Regions from separate parts of the Homo sapiens genome. Here all the other regions are linked to region 3. Evidence: chromatin contacts called from ENCODE Hi-C or POLR2A ChIA-PET data. All regions are on one chromosome and are shown on one strand. Each heading gives the region's core, a stretch centred on a gene start or an enhancer-like site at or near the end of the contact. The rest is flanking DNA. Distances are from core to core; before and after follow the strand shown. Region 1 overlaps LOC105376197 (a long non-coding RNA gene). Region 2 overlaps ABCA1 (ATP binding cassette subfamily A member 1). Region 3 holds the start of CT70 (cancer/testis associated transcript 70). Region 4 has its middle 73 kb from the start of CT70.

What was found. A loop is a pair of places that touch in the nucleus more often than their neighbours do. ChIA-PET counts read pairs that join two places held with the same protein, here RNA polymerase II (POLR2A). Pooled maps may share reads with other maps.
Region 1: a loop to region 3 is called in a map of gastrocnemius medialis, with 5 times the contacts of the local background. The contact joins the enhancer-like site here to the promoter of CT70 in region 3. A Hi-C loop is called at or near these places in 12 of 168 maps with a recorded cell type or tissue (CD4-positive, alpha-beta T cell, CD4-positive, alpha-beta memory T cell, CD8-positive, alpha-beta T cell and 6 more), 18 of 37 single-sample maps with no recorded cell type and 19 of 50 pooled maps. POLR2A ChIA-PET finds 5 or more read pairs at or near these places in 10 of 52 experiments (CD4-positive, alpha-beta T cell, CD4-positive, alpha-beta memory T cell, H1 and 7 more).
Region 2: a pooled map shows a loop between it and region 3 (2.5-fold over the local background). The contact joins the enhancer-like site here to the promoter of CT70 in region 3. A Hi-C loop is called at or near these places in 2 of 50 pooled maps. POLR2A ChIA-PET finds 5 or more read pairs at or near these places in 2 of 52 experiments (WTC11 and naive thymus-derived CD4-positive, alpha-beta T cell).
Region 4: a map of breast epithelium shows a loop between it and region 3 (13-fold over the local background). The contact joins the enhancer-like site here to the promoter of CT70 in region 3. A Hi-C loop is called at or near these places in 41 of 168 maps with a recorded cell type or tissue (CD14-positive monocyte, Caco-2, HepG2 and 30 more), 8 of 37 single-sample maps with no recorded cell type and 42 of 50 pooled maps. POLR2A ChIA-PET finds 5 or more read pairs at or near these places in 20 of 52 experiments (A549, AG04449, AG04450 and 16 more).

What each region holds. Positions count from the first base shown.
Region 1 is chr9:105,114,693-105,117,567 of GRCh38, forward strand. The region is part of intron 1 of LOC105376197 (a long non-coding RNA gene); the gene reads left to right. Among named protein-coding and RNA genes, the nearest start is that of CT70, 120 kb to the left of the region's middle. Within about 2 kb of position 1,464, at least 6 of the 41 ENCODE cell types and tissues checked have a DNase peak (open chromatin) inside an H3K27ac peak, as active enhancers do; they include PC-9, gastrocnemius medialis and psoas muscle, where a contact is called at or near this core.
Region 2 is chr9:104,905,340-104,908,516 of GRCh38, forward strand. All of the region lies in intron 1 of ABCA1 (ATP binding cassette subfamily A member 1), which reads right to left. Among named protein-coding and RNA genes, the nearest start is that of ABCA1, 21 kb to the right of the region's middle. Within about 2 kb of position 1,537, at least 10 of the 41 ENCODE cell types and tissues checked have a DNase peak (open chromatin) inside an H3K27ac peak, as active enhancers do.
Region 3 is chr9:104,990,228-104,993,241 of GRCh38, forward strand. It overlaps CT70 (cancer/testis associated transcript 70), which reads right to left and starts at 1,568. Exons shown (of 4, transcript NR_184160.1): 1 at 1,459-1,568; 2 at 590-1,076. RefSeq lists an enhancer at 718-1,917 and a silencer at 852-1,121.
Region 4 is chr9:105,063,289-105,066,021 of GRCh38, forward strand. No RefSeq gene overlaps it. Among named protein-coding and RNA genes, the nearest start is that of CT70, 73 kb to the left of the region's middle. Within about 2 kb of position 1,348, at least 30 of the 41 ENCODE cell types and tissues checked have a DNase peak (open chromatin) inside an H3K27ac peak, as active enhancers do; they include CD14-positive monocyte, IMR-90, PC-3 and 16 more, where a contact is called at or near this core.

The DNA.
Region 1 (2,875 bases), core at 214-2,713, 120 kb after region 3:
GCATGCCCACTCTCTGGTGGAGGTGCTCATGGGAAAGAAATGACTACAGTTAAATTTCCTACTTAGAGGTCTAATGGAGTGACATTAAGAAACAGCCCTTCATTCCACTAACATTTATTGAGTACCTCCTATGTTCATAGCATAGTCTCTGGCTTCAAGGGTCCTACAGTAGAACAAGCACGATGGGAGATTCACAGAAATAACTCTGTGAGAAGTCCCATCCAAGTGCTGTGGAGCACAGAGGGAAAAAGAGGAACATCTAGAAGAAAAGAAAAGTCTCCTAAACTTCTTGAGAAGGGACCATGGCTATTTTTGCCTGGATAGCCCAATTCTAATTATCACTCTATCCGAGAGTTTAATTGCCTCTGGGTGATGCCAGCTGCCTTGAACTACAGGTCTGAAGGCACAGCTGTTGCTACTTGATCTACGTCTCCCTTAACTAAGTCTCAGGTTTGTAATCTTATCACACAGGGAACCTAGGGTTCCATATGACAGGACTGAAAATCCCTAGCTCTGTCACTTACTAAATAGTCATGTCTGCCTTTTCTAACCTTCCTGAACTTCAGTTTTACTCCTTATAAAATGAGAATAAAGACAACCCAAACTTCAAAGGGCTGTTTCAAGGATTAAGTGGAAGTCATGTATATGCACGGGTTTTGTAAACTTTAAAGAGCTAGAAAAACATTTATTTTAATGGTGTCTCAACTTGAGTCTGCACTGGGCTGCAGCCATGCCTGGGTGTGTTTGATGACCTGGTCTGTGGGGCTTCTGGGTGTCACTCCGTGTGAGGATGAGGAAGTGGTTTGGCTCACATGCCAGAAAAAGACGCAAAGACGGCTGGGCAGCATGTGGGAAGCTTCAGATATCTATGCCTAACCTGGCTCTGTGGACGGAAGTCAGAACTCAGCAAAGAGGCTGGGCGTGGTGGCTCATGCCCGTAATCCCAGCACTTTGGGAGGCCAAGGGGGGTGGATCATCTGAGGTCAAGAGTTTGATACTAGCTTGGCCAACATGGCGAAACCCCGTCTCTACTAAAAATACAAAAAAAAAAAAAAATTAGCTGGGCATGGTGGCACTCGCCTGTAATCCCAGCTACTTGGGAGGCTGAGGCAGGAGAATCACTTGAACCTGAGAAGTGGAGTTTGCAGTGAGCCAAGATCGCGCCATTGCACTCCAGCCTGGGTGACAGAGTGAGACTCTGTCTCAAAAAAACACATAAAAAAATAATAACTCAGCAGAGAGAGGGGCTCCTCACTGTTTTCAAAGGGCGATGTTACCACTGCCGCTTTCAGGCCTGCTGACAAACTAAAATGCAGAAAGGGAGGTGGAGGTGAAGGCACATGCTGTCTTCCCAGCACAGGGAGAATTCCAGAGCATTTGTCACCATTTAATCACCTGAAGAGTTTCCTCACCAGGGGAACACATTCTCCATGCAGATACAGCATATAAGGCATTTGCTGCACCTTCCCCTGGAGTTGTCAGGTGACCTGGAGACATTGCCAATGTGGGGGAGAGAGGAAGTGTAACAGGAGTACTTGTGAGTGGCTGCAAAATGCTCCTGGGGACAAAGTCTCAGGGGCAAGGGTCAGCAATGACAGGCCATTGCCCCTAATATGACCCCAACAGTGACACTCACAGGTGGGTGAGGCCTGGAGAAACTCGGCCACATGACTCTTCTGTCAGGATGAGTGTTAGATGCCATGTGTGTTCCCACGCCAGTAGCTGCTATTTCCAGTTGCTTCAATTGCTTCATTTGTTCAGGGAACCTGAGAAGGAAGATGTGTTACCCAGCAAGGCTAGAAGCCGCTTCTCTTAACAAAGACCACCCAGAAGTGAGCCGAGGTATTGGAAAGTACCCAGTGTGTGCTTTTCAACAAATGCTGCTTAAAGCTGCTGCAGTGTCCAGTAAACCATTGCTCTTGGTTCTCATCTCAGAGTTTTCCAATGCTGAGGGAATGCAGACAGAAGAATGTGTAAGATTATGACACAGGAGCTGCATGGTGAGGTGTAAAGGAGGAGAGAGGAGCAACAAATTGTGCCCCAACAAGAAAACGTGAAATGTCCGGTTTGTTTTTTTATTTTTTATTTTTTGAGACAGAGTCTTGCTCTGTCTGCCCGGGGTTGGAGTGCAGTGGTGCAATCTCGGTTAACTGCAGCCTCCACCTCCCGGGTTCAAGTGATTCTCCTGCATCAGCCTCCTAAGTAGCTGTGATTACAGGCACGCGCCACCACACCCAGCTGATTTTGTATTTTTAATAGAGATGGGATTTCACCCTGTTGACCAGGCTGGCCTAGAACTCCTGACCTCAAGTGATCCGCCCACCTTGGCCTCTCAAAGTGCTGGGATTATAGGCATGAGCCATCGCTCCTGGCCAAAATGTCCCTTTTAAGTGGAGTTGGAGTTGGGGGACAGTGCAGGGAGCTGTGGGCAAAGGTGAGTCAAAGAGAACAAAATGCCCCCCCTAAAGATATGGCAGGAAGTCTGGCCAAGGGTGGGGACATTGGTTTATTTTCTCTTTCTCTGCAGCCCACCACCATTAAGGCTAGAATTCTGGATCAAGCATCTTTAGAGGAGCCTCAAATGTGCCTGCATTCACTCAACAAGGAGAGAGTAAATAATTCATCCAAGGTCTGCCAAGAGAGCTCTCTGGCACCATAATGCTTTCTGAGGTGGAAGGTTAGCTCTTGCCAGACAGGGAGGAGCCCAGCCAACAACAGGGGTCTCCTTAGCAGTTTGGAATCTCTGTACAAATGCCAGCTCACAGCCACTCTGACTTGTCCAGCAGTGCCCTGGGCCCCTGCAGTATGCCTCGGACTAGCTTCATCCAGCAAACTGCTGCCTCTGACAGTCTGATGTCCATTTTCCCAGCCTGTA
Region 2 (3,177 bases), core at 287-2,786, 85 kb before region 3:
CCACCCAACAAGGACTTGGATTAAAACTTCTAGAAAAGTCAAGAGATTGGAGGAAATTGCAGTGTCTGAGAAGAAAAGACAGCCTACCACTATGTATTCCAATTCATTCATTGACAGTCCAATAAATCAAGAAATTCTCTGAAATAGTCAAGCCTTAGGACCTATTTCTTTTCCTTACCATTTGCTCAGCAAACTTCTAGAAGGACACAGGCCTCCAAAGTTTCTTACTCCAAAAAGAGGAAGAGTTAAACCAGCACTGCATCAGTTTGTTCAAAGATGACAACTGGCAGCACAGCACTGGCAACCAGAGCAGCATTGTGAGACACATGCTTGTCATCCCAAATTGTTTTCTAAGTGGCTCAGGACAGAGCTTGCATTCCAGAGACACTGAAATAAATAATTAGCTAGATTTTTCTCATACAGAAGCTGCTCTCCAGGAATCAGTTCGTTGATTTAGAAGCTACATGAATCTCTTGAAATCCCCAAGGTAACAATGAGGAGGGGACAATTAAAAAAGGAAAACTATCAGAAAGAGCCCAGGCATGAATTAGCCCCGGCTTCCCAACTATGTGCCCCTGGCCAAGGCTTTATGCTCTCTAAGCATCAATTTCCTCATGGTAAAATAAGGATGACAATACTTACCTTGTATGGTGTTCAACTGTGTTCTACTGTGGATTCAACGAGATAATATAAATAATTTCCCAACACAGTACATGGCTTAATTTAAGTGCCAAAGCAATGTGAGTTCCCTTCTCCCCATTTATCTTTCTTCATTCCAACAATATCCTCTAGCTGAGAAATGGTTATATCCTGTCCAAACAGGACGTTCCATTATTTCTAGCAAATCCATTGTGGGTTTCTGGAAAGATAGGAGGGGCAAAGCAGTAAGGATGAAATCTTAATAGCCTAGTGTTGCAGTACCCAGAGCCAAACCCAAATATAGAATATCACCTCCCCTAAACCCTGAGTGGAAAAGCTCAAAGGAAGAGAAGACACACCTCTACACAACGTTCATGAGAAGAAGGGAAGGATGAGTTTTCTTGGACAGCATTTTCTTGGAAGTAAAGTGTCTGGGTTTCAAGAAAAAGGTTCTGACTCCAAGGACTCTCCAGGAAGCACATGGAGAAGGTTGCTAAGAAGTAGCATAGAGCCACAGTAGAAAGTTCTACCGTGGCTTTGCTGGGCACACTTAGGCAAGCTTCCTGCTCCAATTCCTCCCACCCACCTTGGCACTGACCTGGCCTCCTGCACAATTTGCTCCCCCAACTCAGAACACAATGATCAATACTGGGAGCAATTCTGTCCTAAGAGGAGAGTTTGGCAATGCCCGGCCCCTTCTGCTCAGGTAACTGAAGCCAAAGGGACATTTCCACATCAGTTTTCCAAGTTAGTGAACAAACAAACCAAAATCAAAAAAAAAAAAAAAAAAGATATAAAAGAGACAGTACTATGTACTAGATTTCTCAATGTTTCAAATGCAGTACACTCACTTCTGCCCTCATACACATTTCCAGTTACTGGCTGGAAAGGATCCCACTTCACAGTCATCCCAGTCAATAGGCCACTCTGATCCTGCTCCTAGATGACCGCAACTGCCACCTCACTGGTCTCCCAACCATTTGTCACAGAGCACCCAAAGTTACTCAGCTAGACCAAATATCTGAACATGCCTCTCCCCGACTTAAAACCTTTTGCCAGCTCCTCAGCACCTGAACATAGAGTCCAGTGCTCACCAAGGTCTACCTGGCCTCCCTTCTGTGACTCCAGCCTACTCTCTTGCCACTCCCCACCTGCTAAGCAATGCCCTGGAGATGTGTATACAGGCTCAGAATATGCTGCACGCTCTCCTACCACTGGGACTTCACTGGTGAGTTCTCTTGTCCTAAGACACTTTTTCAAGCACTGCTAGCCTGGCTAATGCCTAGGTCTCAAACTTAGGTCTCCACTTCTTCAATGTCCTTTCCTGATATCCTCCCCTGCAACTGACACGTGGGTTCAGAGCCCTTCCTACGTGCTCCCTAGGAAGACTTGGCTGGGAAAGAGGATTTCTACCTTCTGAGTCAGAGCAGAGACCATTTCTGTTTCCTTCATCCCTGTTTTCCTTAGTATGCAAAAGGGTCCTGGCTTGTCGTAAGCACTTGGGGATGTCTGCTTAATTAATTAAGAGACGGATAGGAGAAATAGGGTGTCAGAATTCAAGGGTGGCAGCACTCCTGGACCTGTGGTAACTCATTTCTCAAGCCTGATTAAATGATTTGGGCAAATTATCCCCAAAGAGGGAGCTCTGTGTTCAGCAGCTTCTACCATATGCTTGAAAGTCACAAAGGACTGCTGAGCTTCCCAGGTGACTCCTGGGACATCCTGAAAAACGTAATAGAATCTAAGTCTGTTTCCCATAACTGCCAGCTTTAGCTAAGGACTGGGCAGCCTCCCAAGGCCAGCAGGGCCATGCAGTCGACTTCCCGCCCGTCCTCACCCTCAAGCCCGAGGCGTACGCTCTCTGGGTCTCATCAGTCACCCAAGTGGATCACTCCTTGCCAAAATGTGACAATCTCCACACCTCAGCCTTGTTTCATACAGTTTGGGCATGGCAGAAGTGACTGCTGGAAACCTTTGGCCAATTTTTTAAGGAAATTTTAACTGCAAATGCCACTGATATTTTGAAGTTATTAATATCTACAGAATACAACAGACTGCTAAATTAAAACCTTCCCAAATAAGCAGAAACACTCATCATTAGCTGCAGAGAAATGCAAATTAAAACCACAATGAGATATCATTACATACCCACTAAATTAAATATTAAAAGTGCTAGCATGTGTATGGAGACACTGGGACTCAATACACTGTGGAATTGTAAAATGGAAGAGCCACTTTGGAAAATAGTTTGACAGTTTCTGCTAAGGTTATACAGTACTATTATATGACCCAGTCATCCCATCCTAGGTATTTGTGAATATTTATAGAAGCCTTATACAGAATAGCCAAAAACTGGAAACAATTAGTTGTCGAAAAGACCATCAACTGGTGAATAAATAAAACTGGGGCTGGGCACAGTGGCTCATGCCTGTAATCCTAGCACTTTGGGAGCCAGAGGTGGGCGGATCACCTGAGGTCAAGAGTTTGAGATCAGCCTGGCCAACATGGTGAAACCCCATCTCTACTAAAAATATAAAA
Region 3 (3,014 bases), core at 318-2,817:
ATGACAGAGTCAAAGAAATAAAATTTGGGGTGTGTGCCCTCGAGTCTGTTAGTCCTCTGGGGAAATGACCTACATTCTTAACCTTAAATGTTAGTATCTTTTTTTTTTTTTTTTTTTCAGAAGGAGTCTCCCTCTGTTGCCCAGGCTGGGGTGCAGTGGCGTGATCTCAGCTCACTGCAACCTCCGCCTCCTGGATTCAAGCGATTCTTCTGCCTTAGCCTCCTGAGTAGCTGGGATTACAGGCATGTACCGCCACGCCCGGCTAATTTTTGTATTTTTAGTAGAGACGGGGTTTCACCATGTTGGCCAGACTGGTCTCTAACTCCTACCCTCAGGTGATCTGCCCGCCTCGGCCCCCCAAAGTGTTAGGACTACAGGCCTGAGCCACCACGCCCTGCCCAAATGTTAGTATCTTGAAATAGTTATGCGTCATGCCAAAGAAATCTAGAAGACCTGAAACTCTTCAATCACAGAACAAACTTGTAACTTCGATGGCAGTTATCCTTAACAAGATTCCCTGCGGGCCCTCTCTGAAACGGAGGAGATGTGACATTATAGAACTGCAAAATCTTAGGATTCATCACCTAACTTTAATGCTGAAGCGTTTGGAGATCATTCGGACTAACCCTCATGTTTTACAGTTGAAGATAATGATACTGGAGAAGGACTCATCCCAAATCACCCGTCGGTGGCAGAGCCTGGACAAACCTATGTCTCCTCCCTTCACTCGTTTGGGGTTGTTGCTGGACTGCAGGGACTCGAAGTAAGTAGAGAGGGGTACAGGGCACTGGAAGAAGAGGTATTTTGCAGGAGTCTGTTTTTTCCTGCTCCCAAATCGGTGGGATGTCAGCGAAGGATGGGTCTCTGGAGGAGAGGAGCTAACAAGGTCTTCTGAAAACCATCACTGAGGGTGCTGTGGTTGGGAACTCGAAACCTTGCCAGTTAAAAACGTTTCTGCGAATGTGGTTTCTGAGGGCGAGGAAGCCCTCCCCCGCCCCAGCGCCGGCCCCGCCCGCCGGGTGCCCGACAGTAACCCCGAGGCGTGCGGCAGCCCCAGCTGTCTTCAACGTAGCCATCTGGAAGACAAAAACCAGAAAATGTGCGCCTTCTCATTTGAAACCTGGTCTTTAAGTCCGGCCCCTCCCCAGCAAGAATGGGAACATTTAGTTTGCACCCACGTGGCTCTTCCGCGGGCTCATGCTCCACTCGGAAGCCCGGAGCTCTGTCCGGAATAGGCCAGACAGAGCTCCCTTCCCATCTGCCTTTTGCAGGAAGAAGGGATGTGGGGCAATCGGCACAGCTGAATAGGGGCCAGCTGTGGGAAAAGGGAGAGCGTGACAACAGATGGGGGGAGGAAGGAACGAGGAGTAATGGGGCGTCAGGGCCAGGGTGGCAGCTCAGAGGGCCCAATGTCGCCCCGCCAGACCCAGAATTAGGGCACGTCTGCAAAGCTCACACCCTCCATTTGAGAGCCGAACCGAAACCATCACAAGATGAAACCTCCGGACTCCCAGCCGCGGCGGGCGGCGGGCAGCGGGCGGCGCGCAAGCGCGCGGGGCCCCGAGTCTGACCTCGAGTTACCCCGCGCGGCGAGTCGCAGCGAAGTAGGTGAAAGGTAACTAGCAGACGCTGCTCTGGGCGAAGGCTGCGGCGCGCGTGCGCGGGGCTGGGCCTTGGGTTCCGTTCTCCCCCAAGTTTCTCCAAGTCTGCACTTCGCCAAACTATGGGTGTGTCCTGGGCCAGTGCATGAAGCGATGGAGTGGGGACATCGAGCCGATTTGGAAAATTCCTGCCACCCACTCTCTGTGGAGAAACGAGGTCTAGACGCGGTGCAGGGGAGAGAACCACTTACTGAACGCCATGTGTGTGCGCGGCGGGCGTGGTGCTGGGCGCCCTTCTTTTGATTCTCACAACCCTTTGAAAGACCTCAAAATGACCCCTCATGGAAGAGGAAACTGAGGCCCTGTGAGTTCATTTAATTGGCCCACGGTCATCCAATCAGTTAAGGGCAATTTCCATGAAGGGTCCGTGCTTCAAAGTGGGTTTTTGGCCCTAAAACACACAAACGACACCTGTAGCACATTTGGCAAGGCACTCTCATAGGCATTACTCATTCCATCCTTATCAGAAACCTATGAGGTAGTAGGTGCTGTGACTATTTTCTTTTTGCAGATGGGGAAACTGAGACTCAAGGAAGTTGTTCTGGAATCCCACAGAGAATATCAGAGCTGAAATTTTCTGTCCTATTTTAGAGAGATAAAAAGCTGAAAGCTCAAAGTCACGTTCTCCCATCGCCAATCTGAAGACCTATGAGAGCTTCATGCTCTATGGGGTGAGTGGCCCAGGCCATGCTAAAGACAAAGAAGTTCTCATTATTGGAGGTCTCCTTTGAGGGTTTCCATTACAAAATTACAAAGTGATCAACCCTTCTAGAAGACAGTTGGGTTGTTCACTTATTAAGGGCAGGGACAGAGTGCACTGCTCACAGTTGCTGAATTTGGTGTTCGTTCGGTGAGCTTATAGCTGAATGAACTCATTTTCAATCCCAGATTATTCAAGGGGGAAGCTGCCTTTGTGTCAGGCAATGGGTGAAGTAGCTTGTTTGTGACTTTTCCCAGAGGAGGGTTCTTGCATTCACGCAGCAAACATACTTATCATGCACTCTGCGGTGTTTATATAGCTGGGAAACAGATGGGAACTTCAAAGGACAGGAATGCTTTGCTTCTCTTGAAAATTCTGCTCTGAGTATTTGTCTTAGTCTTCTCGTGCTGGGTACTTAAACAACAGACATTTATTTCTCATAATTCTGGATGCTGGAAGAACAAAATCAAGGTGCAGGCTGATTTGATTCCTGTTGAGGCCCCACTTTCTGGCTTGCAAACAGCCATCTTATCACTGTACGCTCTTAGAGACTTCTCTCTAGAGTCTCTTCTTATAAGGCATGAATCCCATCGTGGGGTCTCCACCCTTATGACCTCATCTAAACCAAATTACCTCCCAAAGGACCCACCTCC
Region 4 (2,733 bases), core at 98-2,597, 73 kb after region 3:
ATCTCTACTAAAAATACAAAAAATTAGCCGGGCGTGGTGGCGGGCGCCTGTAGTCCCAGCTACTTGGGAGGCTGAGGCAGGAGAATGGGGTGAACCTGGGAGGCGGAGCTTGCAGTGATCCGAGATCGCTCCACTGCACTCCAGCCTGGGCGACAGAGCGAGACTCCATCTCAAAAAAAAAAAAAAAAAAAAAGATTTCCCATAAAGCATGTGGAAGTGATTCCTGAACTGTAAAATTCTTTAAGGGAAGTGAAAGGAACAAATATTTTTGGCTAGATGAACTGAGATTCTCCATCTTACCCCCAGCTCCTCTCAGGGAAGACCTGGGGATCATAGAGCTGATATATAGAAAAGTTTAGTCCATCTTGATGGACTCAGAGTACCTTCGAAGTGAAAATAGGATCTGAGAATAGGAGCATGTACTATTAGCACAATAATGTCAAGGTTAATATTTCACAACATGGAGAGGCAAAGTCATTTTAATTGGAGGAATTTCATGTTACACTGGACTGTGTGATCCTCGTAAGAAAATAATTCTTGTACAGACATTTGCCTAAGACTAATCAGGAAAAAAGAGAGCTTAGTCATTACTGCCAGACAGAAACCAAACTGAAGTCTGGTTTTTACCTTCCCCCATTCCCTTCATAAACAAAGAGGCCCAGGGGAAGAATCGCATGAGATGAACACCTCATTCAGACAGTGCGTGATGAGGTGAGGAGTCAAGGCCACATCTATGTGTGTATGGAGCCCAAGCCCTTCCTGCCACACCAGCAGGCGAGAGCCCCCGCATCTCAGCCCTTTCAGCCTCAGCTGCCTCTGGTTCCCTTCCCCCACCAAACTTCCTCCCTCCTCCAGACACACACAAGCTGCCACCATCACCATCACCATCACCACACACAGCACCCAAGTGCCAACCCGATAGCTGAATTGGCCTTCCCTCCAGAAACGTGACAATACTGAACACCTTCCCAGGCCCTGCCCGATGCTGGCTCAGGAGAGGGGAGATCCTACCCCTGCTGGAGGATCTCCCAGTGAAGTGAGGAGAGAGCCCTAGAGGCATGTAACACTGACCCCTCCCCAAAGACCCAGTAGCCCTACCTACTCCATTTTGGAAAGTACGTAACTGGGAAGAAGGAATGCACCCAGGAATTTCTAGGATGTCATGCCTGAGGAGCCCTGTGGGAGAGGGGTTATGCCAGAAGCATAGTGGGGAAGGGAGCAAAAAGAGGCTCCCTTTTTCCCTGATTAGCGCCACTCCATTAGGAGCCTCGAGCTGCTCTTCCCCCTGCCTGGCTGACTGCTGTCTTGGGTGTGTCTGGGAATCAGCCACTGGAGACAGTGAGTGTGGTTGGGGGAAGGCCGGAGAGTGACTGCTGGTAACCCCAGCTGCACATGATGGTGGCCAGCTGCCAGCTGGCTCCTCCCAAAGCCTCCCAGCTGGCAACGGCTTTGAAGTCAGACAAGCCACGGCTCCTAGGCTGTCCCGAGGGGATGTAAGTCCAGGACCTACACACAAAGCACCTATCCAATGACAAGCTAAGTCCAGGCAGGTCCTCCTAAAGGCCCCTGGCTCTCAGACCAGCTGATGCAACTAGATTAGAAAAAACAGAACATGCAAAGCTTACTCACTGCCGGCTGAAACAGTCGGAAGGACAGTTCACAAAGCCATTTCCCATCCATTATATCATTTCATCTGCCCAAAAACCCAGAGGAGAGTCCTGCCGACCCCAGCCATGGGCACGCTGCTCAGCCTCTCTGTGCCTTAGTTACTGTCCTTGTGAAATGGGCAACAATAAGAACACCTCTTCTGCTTTCTAGCTGTTTGTCAATTTCTAGTCACGTGTCTTGGGCAATGCATTTAACTTAATTGTGCTTCAATTTTCTCACATGTCAATGAGGTTAAAAATAGAACCAACCTCATGGGATAGCTGGGAAAATTAAATAAGTTAATACACCTAGAGCACTCAAAACAATGGCTGGATGCATACAAAGTGCTCCATAAATGCTAGCAACTATTATTATTTCTGTGGTTATTATTAATCAGGGGATTGTTAGGAGGATCAACAAAACATTAACAGCTGCCATATAGTGCACATTGACCGTGTTTCTGGCACTGGGTTCAGTCTTTTATGGGAATTACCTTGTACATAATGTTTAGTACACGCTGACTGCAGCACCTAATTCATAGAGAGCCCTTAACAAACAGTAGCCACTATCCTTATCTCCCTCATTCCACAGAGGGGCAAACAACTCAGAGGCTTAATGATTTACCCAAGTCCACAAAGCTAATAAGTAAGGAGAACTTAGACTTGAATCCAGGTCTTCTGAGAAACAGGCTTCCATGATCCTTCAATTCTCACCTTCTTCTTGTCCCACCTTCCCCAGCCTGGCACTCAGCATTTGCTCCACAGCTAAAGCTGGCTTCCCTTCATGAGACACATCTGCTGCTCAGTCGCAAGGTGCCCAGCCTTCTCCGCACAGGTGTTAAGAGCTCCTGCAGGCCGGGCATGGTGGCTTATGCTTTAATCCCAGCACTTTGGGAGGAGATGGACGGATCACCTGAGGTCAGAAGTTCGAGACCAGCCTGGCCAACATGGCGAAACCTGTTCTCTACTAAAAATACAAATAATAGCTGGGCATGGTGGCAGGCACCTGTAATCCCAGCTACTCGGGAGACTGAGGCAGGAGAATTGCTTGAACCCGGGAGGCGGAGGTTGCAGTGAGCCGAGATCG